2 separate regions of the Homo sapiens genome follow, and region 1 is linked to region 2. Evidence: chromatin loops called from intact Hi-C (ENCODE). Cell type or tissue: Panc1. All regions are shown on one strand.

The links. Peaks named below come from ENCODE experiments on the same cell type or tissue, not always from the same donor. Only the 100,000 strongest peaks of a DNase experiment are listed, where the experiment ranks them.
Region 1: it touches region 2 in a loop (9-fold over the local background); 36 of 110 quality-filtered maps call a loop at or near these places.

Annotation. Positions count from the first base shown.
Region 1 is chr3:176,935,616-176,943,615 of GRCh38, forward strand. No RefSeq gene overlaps it. Among named protein-coding and RNA genes, the nearest start is that of TBL1XR1-AS1, 98 kb to the right of the region's middle. In Panc1, CTCF peaks have their summits at 3,581 (motif pointing left) and 3,818; a DNase peak (open chromatin) is centred at 3,576.
Region 2 is chr3:176,510,858-176,518,857 of GRCh38, forward strand. MIR7977 (microRNA 7977) reads left to right here and starts at 4,246; the gene lies at 4,246-4,294. In Panc1, CTCF peaks have their summits at 3,538 (motif pointing right) and 3,744; a DNase peak (open chromatin) is centred at 3,584; H3K27ac peaks cover 730 bases.

The DNA of each region.
Region 1 (8,000 bases), 420 kb after region 2:
TTTTTTTTCTCCACTTTACCATTCCAAGAAAGATTCACTTAGTAAAAGCAGGGAGGAGGAACTACACCTGCTAGCTGTCACTCTGTTGAAATGCCATATTATGCAAGTGACTTACTGTTAATCTCTCAGATTCTCCTCTATCCAAAACCCCACCCTGACCCATTTTGTTTACAGAGAAGAGTGACGTATTTATTTTTTTAAATGTCCTGCAGACTTATATGAAGACAGAACTAACCAGAATTGTAGAGAAACTTATCAACCAGTACTCCAACAAAAACACAAAGTGAAAGGAAAAAAAAGTCAAAGAAATAGATATAGTGATGTCCCTGGTCCCTAAAATGAAGGCAAGATGGCATGACTATGCACCTGACCCAGACTTTTGGGAGGAACTCTGTCCCTGACTCTTACAGATCGAGCTCTGTGCTCAGCAGTGAATTGGCTTAAGCAAATAATTCTTTTTTTCTTCTAAAAAAAAATAAATAAAATAAATAAATAAATAAATAAACGGGATGTATGTGCAGAACGTGCAGGTTTGTTACATAGGTATGCATGTGCCATGGTGGTTTGCTGCACCTATTGACCTGTCCTCTAGTTCCCTCCCTTCACCTCTCACCCTCCACCCCCCAACAGGCCCTGGTGTGTGTTGTTCCCCTCTCTGTGTCCATGTGTTCACATTGTTCAGCTCCCACTTATAAGTGAGAACATGGCGGTGTTTGGTTTTCTGTTCCTGTGTTAGTTTGCTGAGAATGATGGCTTCCAGCGTCATCCATGTCCCTGTAAAGGACATGATCTCATTCCTTGTTATGACAGCATAGCATTCCATGGTGTATATGTACCACATTTTCTTTATCCAGTCTATCATTGATGGGCACTTGGGTTGGTTCCATGTCTTTGCTATTGTAAATAGTGCTGCAATAACATACGTGTGACTGTGTCTTTTTTTTTTTTTTTTTTTTCTTTTGAGACGGAGTCTCGCTCTTTCGCCCAGGCCGGACTGCAGTGGTGCGATCTCGGCTCACTGCAAGCTCCGCCTCCCGGGTTCATGCCATTCTTCTGCCTCAGCCTCCTGAGTAGCTGGGACTACAGGCTCCCACCACTGCGCCCGACTAATTTTTTGTATTTTTAGTAGAGACGGGGTTTCACCGTGTTAGCCAGGATGGTCTCGATCTCCTGACCTCATGATTCGCCCACCTTGGCCTCCCAAAGTGCTGGGATTACAGGCGTGAGCCACGGCGCCTGGCCGCATGTGTCTTTATAGTAGAATGATTTATAATCTTTTGAGTATATACCCAGTAATGGGATTAGTCAGTCAAATGGTATTTCTGGTTCTAGATCCTTGAGGAATCGCCACACTGTCTTCCACAATGGTTGAACTAATTTACATTCTCACCAACGGTATAAAAGCGTTCCTATTTCTCCACAGCCTCTCCTTCATCTATTGTTTCCTGACTTTTTAATAATTGCCATTCTGCCTGGCATGAGATAGTATCTCCTCGTAGTTTTGATTTGCATTTCTCTGATTATCAGTGATGTTGAGCTTTCTTTTATATGTTTGTTGGCTGCATAAATGTCTTCTTTTGAGAAGTGTCTGTTCATATCCTTTGCCCACTTTTTGATGGCATTGTTTGTTTGTTTTTTTTTTCCTAGTAAATTTGTTTAAGTTCCTTGTAAATTCTGGATATCAGACTTTTTGCAGATAAGTAAATTGCAAAAATTTTCTCCCATTCTGTAGGTTGCCTGTTCACTCTGATGATAGTTTCTTTTTTAAGCAAAGAATTCTAAGTTGACAGTTTTCATCCTCTAAAAGATTTCTTACCAAAGTATCATTAGGTTAAAATCTTCAGTACCACCATTAAACCAAAATCAAAGAAAGATTTTGTTTTGCTTATAGATAAATTTATGAATTTTAGTTCTTCTCCTCTCAGCTAAAAACAGGTTGTTATTGTTAGTTGATTTGTTACTCATTTTTCTTTGATTTCTCAGAAAAAGAAAACCTAATGCTGGGCTACAAAAAGTATATATGAGGTAAAAATTCTAGACTTCTTTTTATCTCTGTGGCATAGTTAGGATAGAAGTAGAAGACACTGGACATGATTTTGCTTAAAAGAATTTAGCACACTGAACAGTTGGATTAAATCCAATTTAAGAAAGAATCAGCTATAGAGAAATGAGTTGCTGAACATCCTAGAAAGAATCTGAGAGGTTTAGCATCCTTTGGCGATGGAAAATTTCCTAATACTCTCCTCCAAGAAAACAGAAAAAGGGAAGGTTTTAACTTCATAAATGAAATTTAACTCAAGATGACTGCCATTTTATTTTTACCTGGCCTAATAGGCACATACCCAGAGAGACAAAGAAAGTAAATAAGAAATGTATCCACATTAACTTCAGAGTAATTTAATAGCAAAATGCTAGCCTAGCAGTTCAAACTCAAATGAAGTTGGCATTTCCTTTACTTATTTCTGACAATTTTTCAAAATACAGCTTCTCCCAAATTAGATGTAGGAGAACAGAAAGCACTAGACTTCTCAAGCCTTTAGCTTAAAAGCAACAGAGTCATAAGTTCATTGGTTGCTGCAGACACCAGTGGAATGTCTTTTGTAAATATCTATTGGCTGACAGCTTTTTAACACTGCAACTAAAAGGGATCTGAGATTTTTAAAATAAGATGTTACTTTGCAATGCAGAAGGTAAATCTGACAGAAAGCAAATAATATTCTCAGCAAATGCAGTAGTGCAATGGACTAGCAAACGTATTAGCAAGTTAAAAAAAAAAAAAGTGTTTGAGGGCCCAGGAGCTTCACCTTTAGTAAATGACGCAAGACATAGACATACCCTTTAAAATTATGTTCACCTTAAAACCTCAGGTTTCGTCCAACACTCAGTCTCAATTCCTTACTGCAAAAAAACAATGTGACTTGAAAGACACAGTAACGGCCCTACACTACAAAGTGACATGTTTTAACCCAACAACCTAACTTTAAAGAGGAGGATCATGGTAGGGATATTTTCAAAAGATCTTAAATCAGAGCTCGAAATATATGTATCTTTTCTTTCTAAATCCAGCATACTATAATGTTCTCCTTCCTTTAAAATAACAAAGATTTTGTGCAGAATAGCAGAACAACTTTGCAAGCTTGATTAAAAGGCATATCAATTTCTAGGAATAGGTTTTATTTTTCAATCACATTTTCCTCTTCAAAAACCTTTATTAGAGTCTCAACTCTGTGTTCTGACCACATAATTTAGCAGAATGCTGCACTTCCCTAAGCCTATTTTCATCATTCAGTCGATTGTTCATCATGAATATAAATATAATCCATAGGCTTCAACAAAATGTGGTATACTTTTAGGACTACCTTAAAATAAAAGTTGTATAAATTGTCACTGAAAATTACACAGCCACATTACCTGTATTTCAAATTGTACTGATTACGTCTTTCATATACCCAACCCATTCAACAGAGATAATTAGATACCATAGGAAGCTCTAACATTATAAAATCAAAGAACTTAAGTCTCATTGTAAGCTGTGCCAACCAGGTCTGTGTTCCTAATGTTTATAAGGCATGGATGCCACCTACTGGCAAGCCTTAAAGATTGCAACATCTGACAAAAAGCCCTGACTTCATCCTTGCAACCATGTCAAAGTGTTCTATAGCCGAAATGCACCCGTTGTTAGGTGTACAGCTTGCCACTCTGGCTGTTAATATTTTTGTAAGGAGACCACACCAAAATAGTTTTGGCTTTTGTCATTATATCTCACATTGTAAATTCATCATATATGTATATAAATACATATGTTTGTTCATATATGTTTGGTTCACATTTTTTTTTAGAGACTATCCTCCTCTACTAGAATGTAATCTCAAGACCAGCAACATTCTACTGAACCTAGAACAGCGCCTGGCACTTTGTGAATATTCATCGTATAGTTGAATAAAAGAATAAATGAGCAGAATAATAATACGGTTTTAAGATAATAACGTATATTGGCTAGTAGCCAAAATTTCAAAAACAAAAAGACGTGAATCGAAACTGTGGCTCCCTTTTCTGTCTTCTATGACTTGGATTTTTGCCATATTTCTTAATTTCTTTAAGCGTTAGATTGCTCATCTACCAAATAGGCATAACATCAAGGTAGTTCAGACAATTGAAAGCACAAATATTTATACAGTATTTGGCACAGAGTAAGTGCATAATACTAAATATGATGATAATTATTATTCAATTTCACAATCTTGGGAATATAAAGTAGTACAGCCATTATGGAAAATAGTATGAAGTTTTCTCAAAAAACTACAAATAGAACTACTATGTAATTCAACACTCTCACTGATGGGTATATACTTTTTAAAAATCTATATATCAAGGATGGGCACGGTGGCTCATGTCTGTAATCCCAGCACTTTGGGAGCCAAAGGTGGGCGGGTCACTTAAGTCCAGGAGTTCAAGACCAGCCTGGGCAATATGGCAAAATCCCATTTCTACAAAAAATACAAAAAATTAGCCAGGCATGGTGGTGCATGCCTGTAGTCCCACTTACTCAGGAGGCTGATGTGGGAGGGTTGATTGAGCCCGGGAGGCATAGGTTACAGTGAGCCATGATCACACCACTGCATTCCAGCCTGGGCAACAGAGCGAGACCCTGTCTCGAAAAAAAAAAATCAGTATATCAAAAATATATTTGCATTTTCACATTTATTGCAGCACTATTCACGATAACCAAAATACAGAATGACCCTAAGTGTCCATCAACAGATGAATGGATAAAGAAAATGTGGTGTACCCACATGTTCTCACTCATAAGTGGGAGTTGAACAATGAGAACACATGGACACAGGGAGGGGAACAGTACGTACTGGGGCTTGCCATGGGGTGGGAGACAAGGAGAGGGAGAGCATTAGGACAAATACCTAATGCATGTGGAGCTTAAAACCTAGATGACGGGTTGATAGGTGCAGCAAACCACCATGGCACATGTATACCTATGTAACAAAGCTGCACATTCTGCACATGCATCCCAGAACTTAAAGTAAAATAAAAAATAAAAATAAACAAATGAAAAAAGAAAAAGAAAATGTGGTATACATACATGGTGGAATACTATTCAATCATAAAAAGGAATGAAATTCTGTCATTTGTAGCAACATGGATAGAACTGGAGCTCATTACGCTAGGTGAAATAAGCTAAGAACAGAAAGATAAATATCACATGTTCTCACTTCTATGTGGGAGCTAAAAAAAGTGGATCTCATGGAGGTAGACAGGGTTATTACCAGAGGCTGGGGGAAGGAAAGGGAGTAGGGAATGAAGAGGAGTTGGCTAATGGGTATAAAAATACAGCTAAATAGAAAGAATAAGTGATAATATTTGATGGTACAGTAGGGAAATTATAGTTAACAATAATTTATTGTATATTTCAAAATAGCTAGAATTGTAATGTTCTCAACACAAAAAAAGATAAATGTTTGAGATGATGAATGTCTCCATTACCCTGATTTGCTCATTACATATTAGATACATGTATCAAAATATCACTTGTATCCCCAAAATACGTACGACTATGATATATCGGTTGACAAACACAATAAATAAATAAAGTTTACAAGCTAAACACAAATGAGTTTTCTCAGAAACTTAGAGACATTAAGGAGCTTTATTATCAGGATGCGTGTCGAGAGCTCTTCCTTCTCCATCATCCTTGTCCTCATCTCCCAGTCTACATCTAATTTACAAAATCCTCCAATTCCACTACTCAGCCATAAAAAATAATGAAATCCTGTCTTTTGCAGCAATGTGGATGGAACTGCAAGGGAAACAAGTTAAATCTTAAGGAAACAAGTTAAATACTTCATGTTCTTATTTATAAGTTGGAGGTAAACTACATGTACACATGAACATACAAAGTGGAATAGACATTGGAGACTCCAAACGGTTGGAGGGTTGAAGGGGAAAGAGGAATGAGAAATGACATATAATTTCTCTATTATATATAACAGAAATTACACTATTTGGGTGATGGTAACACTGAAAGTTCAGATTTTGCCACTACACAATATATCCATTTAATAAAATGCACCTGTATCCCTTAAATCTATAAAAATTTTAAAAAACCTAAATCCTGCAGTTCCACCAAGTACTGGCTCTGAGTTGTTGTCCATAAAGCTTCAGCATTCAGAGAGTAACAGGTCCTTGGGGTTGTTAGCAGTTGTGGTGTGATATTTGAGTCACTATTCTAAAAATCTCTAACCACACTCTGAAGCACTTGGATAGTTCAGACCTCTCTGGAGGGTTTTGCAAGGGTTTTAATTTATATTACAGCTGATATTACATTTTGTTGCCTGCCAGGGAACCATTTTGTACTTCCAGGAAAATATCTACCCACAAGTGTTTCTGTTAGAATATTAGGCAAGCAACAGAACACCCATTGAAACTGACTTACACATTAAAGAGTCCTACTGTCTCATGTAAAATGAAGTCCTTTGGTAGTTTTGTTGCTAATCTGGCAGCATAAAAATATCAAGAAAAGCCTATGTTCTTTTCTCGTCATGCTCTGCTATCCACATTGTTGTTTCATCTTTAGGCTGGCTCTTTCTGTGTCTTTAGAATGTTTGCAGTAGAAATCTGTACTCACAGTGTTCTCATTCACATTCAGTGGGAGGGAGACAGAATGGTTCCCAGAAAGATCCTAGAGGAGAAAGGAGGATCTTTCCTATAAAGCCCTGACAAACCATTTCTCTCAACTCATTGGTCAAAATACTAAAACACCTCTTTTCTTGAATGGGCTGACTCTTAAGATTAAACTCATTGGCTTAGAGTCTTAGAAGATCCATCCCTGGAGACAAATGAGGTCAGCTTCCTCTGAGCCCCATGGGCTGCATGAAGGAGGGGAGGAGACCTGAATGAAATCCACGTATGTTAAAAAGGACATAATAGAGGGAGGACAGCTAAAATCTCCTATGCTAATGAGTGCATATAAATATAGTTGTCTGGTCTGAGAAAACAAACATCAGTACATTGAATTGTTCCTGATTTTTCTTTTAAAAGTCCCTAAAATAACTTCTTAAGGGAATACTTTCTAACAGTCCACATACAAAGAATCCAAGCCGAGCACGGTGGCTCACGCCTGTAATCCCAACACTATGGGAGGCCTAGGCAGGCAGATCACCTGAGGTCAGGAAATCGAGACCAGCCTGGCCAACATGGCAAAACCCCGTCTCTACTAAAAGTACAAAAATGAGCCGGCCGTGGTGGTGCATGCCTGTAATCCCAGCTACTAAGGAGGCTGAGGCAGAAGAATTGCTTGAACCCAGGAGGCAGAGGTTTTGGTGAGCTGAGATTGTGCCACCGCACTGCAGCCTGGGCAACAAGAGAGAGACTCCATCTCAAAAAAAAAAAAAAAAGAATCCAATATGCTTCAACAGAAATGTTACATGCTTAGGTCTATATTAACCTAAAACTTTCACTAAACATGATACAAATTTAACAACAGGTAGGCCAGGCTGCGGTGGCTCACACCCGTAATCCCAGAACTCTGGGAAGCCCAGGCAGGAGGACTGCTTGAGCCCAGGAGTTTGAAGCTGCAGTGAGCTATGACCACACCTCTGAACTCCAGCCTGGGCAACACAGTAAGAGCCTGTCTCAAATATATATGTATATACACACATACATATATATATATATATATACACACACACACACATATATATACACATACATATATGTACACACACACACACATATATATACACGCACATATATTTATATGACAACAGGAACATACAGTAAAACTCTCTCAATGTCTATCGTTTCTCTGGGTCTCAGTTTCCCCACCTATTAAACACAAGACAAAATCAATGGGTTCAAAGACCTTTCCCAACTTTACATTTTTGTCTGTGAATCCATGTGCACCTACATCACCAAGTGAATACACATAACAATTTGCACATGTTTTTATTCATCATTATATATAATCTCCTATTATATAGACTTTACTA
Region 2 (8,000 bases):
AGGTTGAGAGCTGATGCCTTAAGCAAGGCTTGCTTTAGCTGGTCAAAGGCCTTTTGAGCTTCAGGTTCCAAGGTTAAAAGATGAGTTTTAGTTCCCTTAGTTACTTTTATGAGATTATATAATAAATGGGTTATTTCACCATACCCAGGTATCCATAGTCTGCAAAATCCTGTAATGCCCAAAAATCCTCTTAGTTGCTTGAGGGTTTTGGAGAGGAGGAAGGAGGAAATAGGCTTAATCCTTTCTTCCCCTAATGTTCCAATCCCCTCAGACAGCACTAAACCTAGGTGCTTCGCTGAGGCTTGACAAAGCTGGGCCCTGGGTTTTGAAACCTTATATCCTCTATTACTAAGAAGTTAAGGAGAGCTTCAGTGCCTTCCTGAGAAGCTTCCTCAGTTGGGGCACAGAGCAGAGTAACAACAACATCCTGCAAGACCCTAACTTGAGGATGCGAAAACTCAGAGAGGTCTTTTGACAGTGCCTGTTCAAACACATTCCTGAGGAAGCACTGTCCATGTTAATTGGGCAGTTTGGCCAGAGGGATCTTCGAAGGCAAAGAGGTATTGAGAGTCAGAATGTAACCGTATGCAGAAAAAGGCATCCTTTAAATCTAGAACTGTAAACCATTTAGTTCCCTCAGATATGTGAATTAACGGGGTATAGGGATTAAATACCACTGGGTGGATTGGAACTACAGCTTCTTTAATGAGGCGGAACTAGTCCTGAACTAGTCTCCATTCCCCATTGGCTTTCTGCACTCCTAATATTGGGGTGTTTCAGGGGCTACTATAGGGTTTGAGGAGGCCCTGCATCTTTAGGTTATTAATAATAACTTCTAACCCTTTCCTAGCCTCTGGCCTTAGGGGATACTGCCTCTGATTAGGAAAAGAAGTAGGATTCTTAAGATGGATCTGGACTGGTCTAGCAGTTATAGCTTGACCTATTCTTCCTTGAGTTGCCCACATTTCTGGATTAATATTAGCTTCCATCAGGAGGGGACAAAGAGTTTGTCCTGGGGCTATAAGGATGCTTGCCCCTGTGTGAACAAGAATATCTCTACCCAATAAAAGAGTGAGACTTTCAGGCATGATTAAAAAGCCATTTGTAAATAATAGGCCCCCATCTTCAGCTAACAGATTGAGAAAAATATCAGGTTAGAGTTTTTCCTGAGACACCCCTCACAGTCTTGCTATGGGAAGAGGGGAGGCCTGGATTACAGAGAAGAGAGAGGCTGATTCCAGTATCCCTAAGGGATCTACCTTCCTTCCTTCAATTTCCAGAATCAGCCAGGGCTCCTGTGTGGTAATGGCAGTCTGAGCCCCAGCTGAAGCTGGGGGATTGAGCCCCGGGACCCATCAGTCCTGCTGGACCATCTGCAAGACAGGTCCTGAACCCAGTGAGCTCTGTTTCCAGGGGCAGTTTGATCTCCAGTGGTCTCTGCCATGGGCTGGACAGGGTTGAGGTGGCTTGTTCTTTCTGCCTGGGCATTCCTTCTTAAAATGCCCTGACTTTCCACATTAATAACAGCTGGTAGATGCACCTTGGAGATCCTGGACTTTGCAAGCTTGCAAGGCTGCTAATAGAGGCTCTGTCCTTCTCTTGTGTTTCCTCTCCTTTTCTTGGGCCTCCTCCTGATCCCTATTGTAAAAGGCTGAAGTGGCTATTCTCAGGAGGTTCTTTAGGGTGCTATCTGGTCCTATAGCTTACTTCTGCAGTTTCCTTCTAATGTTGGAAGCTGCCTGTGTAATAAACTTCTCCTTCAGGATGAGCTGTCCCTTGACTGAATCAGAGGATAAAGAGGCATGTCTTATTAGTGCCTCTCTCCACCTTTCCATAAAGGCTGTGGGTTTCTCATCTGGTTTTTGGTCTATCATGGACAGTTTAGAGTAATTAAGAGGTTTAGCCCTGGTTTATCGTAGGCCCTCTAATATGCACATTTAAAAGTGCTTTCTTTTCCATTTATCTGCTGAGTTATTGAGGTTCCAATCAGGGTTGTCTACTTGAACTGCTTCTCTTCCTAGTGGGAATGGAGTTTCCATTACTTCTTCACCTTCCCTATCTCCTTTTTTTCTCTTTGGTCTGCCATAGGAGATGTTGTTCATCTTCATATTTTTCTGCTGCCTGCAGAACTGCTTGCTTTTCAGCTTCAGTGAGGCCTGACTTAGGAGCAACATAACATCCCTCCATGTGAGGTCAAACACCTGAGTTAAATTTTGGAAAATTTCTATATATTTATTGGGGTCATCAGAAAATCTGCTTAAGTCTCCCTTTAATTGCTTAAGGTCCTGTAATGAGAAGGGAACGTGAACCCTCATGGCACGATTTTCATCAGGCACTTCCTGCAGAGATAAGAATGAAGTGGGGAAAGTGGGTAATACTGGAGATGGTGGACCTGGAGGACCTGATGGTATGATTGGAGGGGCTTCTGGATGAGGGGAACTGAGTTGAGACATTCAATAGCTGTCTCAGATTGCTCCTCTGGAATCTGCTTTAGCTCTGGGGGACTATTCCTTGTGGGCTTGCCTGTCATGCTGCTAAAAGAACTGGGTCAATTGTACAAAGCTTGTAAAGGTCTGGGTCGTCTCGCAGGGCAAAGAAAGCCTGTACATTGGGTATCTCAGACCATTTGTCCTTCCATCTGCAGAAAATATCTAATTGTTGGACAGTATTAAAATGAAGGCTCCCCCCAGCAGGCCAGGTTTGTCTGTCTTAAAGATGGTAAGAAGGCCATGCCCTTATGCCATAGAATATGAGGTGCTCTTTCTACAAAGTCTCAGGGTTGAAGCAGTCCCAGTGCTTTAGAATATACTCCAGGGGAGTACATGCTGAACATGATCTGTTACCCATCTAGAAAGAGAAGTGAGAAAAAGGTGTCTCTTTTGTCTCCTTCCTCTCTCTGTATAACCCAGAGTGGAGAAGAAGACAGTGGGAGCGTCCCCCCAACTGTTTTCCTTCCTTGGTTCCTGGGTCCCAGCACCCTGTTAAATGTGCTGCCCATGGTTGTATGTGTGACCCTCCAAGCCATGGCACCAAAGAAACCAAGCAACTGGGGCTAGTCATGCTCATTCAAGTAGCTCTAGTCCTCTGCCTGTGATTTCCCTTTGACTTCCTAGACTTGTGTGACCTGTGTGCCTCCCTTAAAAAAAATTGACCTTGGGAAAGATTATATAAAAGGCAAGTGTCCTTTAATGGAGGGAATGTGCTAGATTGCCTGCTACTATGGCCCGTGTTAAAGCCTTAACCCTTAGAAAAATGGTTCTGGTTAACTTTCAGACTTAAAATCCCCTTACTAATTAAGGACTGTCTTATTGGAGACAGAATAGTTTCCTTAAAGGGATGTGGGGGCCTAATCGTGACTTTCCTGTTGATGGGACAGGATCAGGACTCAAATTTGGCTGCAGAGGACAATTTACTCCTAATTGTTGAAGGCAGAATTTTCCTGTTCACAGAAGCAGCATAAAGCCTGGTTTCCAGTAGGAAGGGGCAAAAAGGAAAAATTAGGAAGCTGCGGTGGACTGTAGCGGACAAGCAATGCGTCTTATGAAGAGGGTGTCTATTTCCACTAGGTGGCGCTGTTGGCTTAGGAATACTATGTGCCACCAGCAGCATAGTAGGGACTCATCTCACAACCGGGGTTTCAGAGACCTCTGTTCCTAGAAGATTGCAACAGCATTTTCCTGAGCTATAGCCCCGGTTATTACAGCATTTCCTGATCTTGCCTAACAGGATTACTTCCCTAGGCTGTAAAAATTCCCACACATTCGACACACAAAGAGAATAAGAGGCATAGCGACCGTGGATAGAAACAGAAAAAAAGTTTTGCGACAGGATAACTGGGGATCTTTTACCAACACCTGGGCAGGCTGCTGGAGGCTGAGTCCGGTCCAGAAGCTTTTGAATAACACTAGGAAATGCCCTGGCCAGAAATTCTCAGTTGCTTCAGAACTTTTCCCCGCCTTATGCAATGGCTAATTTTCCCCATGAACAGAAAAGCTGGTTTGAAGCACGGCCAACATTCCCAATGACCCAGGGTATTGGAGGGAGGGGGGTCTTCATGTTCTCCCCAGCAAGGCTGACATGCGAGTCTTTAAGAATGGCAGCCACACTAAGCATATCTAGATGGTTGACAGATGCTGTTATTGATTTGATTTGATTTTAAAATGGAAGCCAAGAGCCTCGGAATGAAAGGACAGGTTTTGAGTTTGCTCTTCTGCTCACCAACCCCAATGGATATTGTACCTTGGTTTCCCAGCCAACGCACCAAAAATGATATGGGTCTGTTGTCTGGAGAAACACCCAAGGTCCTTGTTCTCGCACGGAGAAAATTAGCGACACGGATACACGTGGAGTGGTTTAAGGAGTGGAATGTTTAATAGGCAAGAAAGAAGAAAACAGCTCCCTCATACAGAGGGAGGAGGGCTCCAAATGGAAAACCCCACATGTAGCAGAAAGCAGTCGGTTATATTGGGAGGCTGGACGACGTGGTGTTTGGTTTGCATAGGAGCCAGGGGATTGGTTTGACCAGGTGTGTCATTCACATAGCCTGCAAAAAAGCCAGCTCTCCCACCCTAGCCTTTAAATATGCACATATGGCTACCTGGCTGGTCACCATGATGTTCTGCATACGTGGCAACAAAGAAAAAGTCACGGGAACCACCATATTGGTTGGACCTGGCTTCTAGCCACCAGCATTTGCATATCAATGCTTGCAGGTCTGGTTTTTCAGGCCACTTTCTGTTAGAAAAGAAATGTTTTGGGGCTTGCTTTTTTATTAAAAGAAAAAGCCTTACCAAGGACTCTTTTCCCCTCTCTTGCTGCCTAAAATAATTTCTTAATAACTCCTGTAATACTAGTGATTCTTCGATCAGGAATACAACTTTTCTATAATTTGTGATTTCAAACGTGTCAAGATGGCAGTGACATCATTTTTTCCCATGTGCTTTCTGCTTCTTCGCTTAGAAAATCAGTGGCAGATTTCTCCCAGTAAAGAAGACATATTATTTTAATGTTGCCAAATATTTTATAAATTATTCCCTGACTTATGCTCAAACAGTGACTATAGTTGAAACATCATCCTGCAATGAAGCTCAAAGTATACCAGTCTTACCTATGCGTTCAGAGCTTCAAACAGTTTTTAAAATCTCCGTCTTTAAACGTGAGAAGATAAGCAAGAATTAACAGTTGAAGAAGGCTTCTTTTGTGAAAGAAAAGTACTGGGAAAACAAAACAAAACAAAACAAAAACTGGAGGAGAGAGATAATATAAAAAAGAAAATGTTTAAAGCTTATCGTTGTCTTAAAAGAAGTTTCGTTAATTAAACAAAAAGAGCTTTCTGATTTTAAAATTACTGTAGGCCAGGCATAGCAGTTCGCACCTGTAATCCCAGCAATTTGGGAGGCCTAGGCAGGTGAATTACTTAAGCTCAGGAGTTCAAGACCAACCTGGGCAATATGGCAAAACCCCATCTCTACAAAAAATACAAAAATTAGCCAAGTATGGTGGCACATGTCTGTGGTCTCAGCCACTCAGGAGGCTGAGGTGGGAGGATGGCTTGAGCCTGGCAGACAGAGGTTGCAGTGAGCCTAGATCACATCACTGCACTCCAGCCCAGGGACAGAGCGAAACCCTGTCTCAATAAATAAATAAACAAACAAACAAATAAAATTACTATGGAGCTATAGAAATCAAAATAGTGTGGTACTGACATAAAGATAGGCCTATAAATAAGGTAATGGAACTGAGAGTCCAGAAGTAAAGCCTTCTAATTGTGTCAACTTTTTCTTCAAAAAATTTGCCAGGCCAATTCAATGAGAAAGGACAGTCTTTTCCACAACTAATTTTAGGACTATTGAATATCCAACATGCAGAAAGGATAAATTTAGGCCTTTATCTCAAACTATGCACACAAATTGACTCAATATGGATCAAAGATCTAAATGTAAGAGCTAAAACTGTAAAACTTTTAGAAGAAAATGCAGGAGAAAATCTTTTTGACCTTGGCTAGTCAATAATTTCTTAAATATAACATTGAGACCACAATCCATTAAAATAAATAAACTATAGTCAAATTGGTCATCAAAATTAGAATCTTGGGTACTTCTAAAGAAATAGCTGACAGAATGAAAAGATAATCCACAGACTGGAAGAAAATATTTGCAATATGTTTCTGATAAGGCATTTACATCCAGAATATGTAAAGAACCAAATAGATGACAACAAGCTCAATAAAAACTTAAACAAAAAAATTAAATAGACAATTTACAAAAAAGAATAAAAAGACTCATCAGCACATGTAAAGACATTCAACATCATTAATTATTAGGTAAGTACCCTTTAAAACTATAGTAAGATACCAGTTCATTCGCATTTGAATAACTATAAACATAAAAGACAGACAAAAATAACAAAAGTTGGTAGGGAAATGGAGAAACTTCATATATTGCTGATGGAAATGTAAAATGATACAGGCAGTCAGAAAATAGTTTGGCAGCTTCTTAAAAACTTAAACATGAACTTACTATGTGACCTAATAGTTTCTCTCCTAAATACCTACCCAAGAGAAGTGAAAGTTATTTCCACAGAAAGACTTACATCTCAAAGTTCATAGAAGCATTCACAGGAGCCTAAATATAGAAACCATTCAAATGTTCATTAACTTATAAATGAATAAACAAAAATTGGTATATCCATTGAGTGAAATATTAGTCAACAATAAAAAAATGAACATATGTCATAATATGGATAAAATTATAAAAGCATTATACTGAGCAAAAGAAGCCAGATCAAATGATCACATATTATTAGATCCCACTTATATGAAATTTTCAGAAAAGAAAAATCTGTAGAGACAGAAAATAGGTTTGTGATTAACTAGCTCTTGGGGTGGGAATGGAGAATCATCAAAAGTAGTTGCTTCTGTGATGAGAATGATAGAGCTTAACCACTGAATGTTTTCTAAAGCTTTGAAATTCTATTTCTTTCAAATTGATATGCATGTATTATTTTGACAAAAAGTATGTAAACATAGATATCCGTTTTAAAAAGTAGAGTATGGAAATTGAAGGAATAACTTCACAGTGGAGAATTGTGGCAAACACAAACTTGGTTTGATGGTGAAGGTTAACATCATCAATGGTCAGTCATGTTGATAGCTTGCACCTGGATCTACTGTGTTGACAACACTTTGCTCATGTATTCTTCCTCTGCAAAACCCATTACCCTAGTCTACCCTTGAGGAAAAGATCAGCCAATCCCAATTGAAGAACAGTCTACAAAATACTTGATCAGTAATCCTCAAAATGGTTAAATTAAAAAAAAAAATCAGGAAAGTCTGAGAAATTGTCACAGACCAGAGTAGGCTAAGGATACGTGATGACTAAATGCAATATGGTATCCAGCATGGGATTCTGGAATCTTAGAGGAAAATAGTGATAAGTTGAATAAGTTGTTCAGTGTCATTACTAGTAATGTGTCAATATTGGTTTCTTTGTTTTGATAAACGTACCATGATAATCTAAGATATTAACATAGAGGAGACAGGATGAGGGGTATAAAGGAATTCTCAGTATTATTTTTGTAATTTTTCTGTATATTTAATACTATTATAAAATTAAAAAGCTTATAGAAAAGAAAATGTATGTCTACAATGATGCTCACCTAATGTTGAAGATAGTTGTTTCTTGTGCAGTAGGAAATTGGCATCTTATGCTTGTTTTTCTTTTTAAAATTCTCTTTATTACATACATTCTTTATAATAATAATGTATTTTTTAAAATCATAGCATGATTTTTCTTATAAACAAAACTCAACAGCTATGATGCCCGGGTTTCTGGCTTGGAATACTAAATGGATGGTGATTATATTAGCTAGCTATTACTGCCCTGGCACTACATAACAAACCACTCAAAACTCAATGGCTTACATTGGGTATTGGTTTTCTGTAGTTTAATGAGTTGGCTCTGAATGGGTAGGCTGAGCACCAGGCAGTGGGTTAGGTTCAA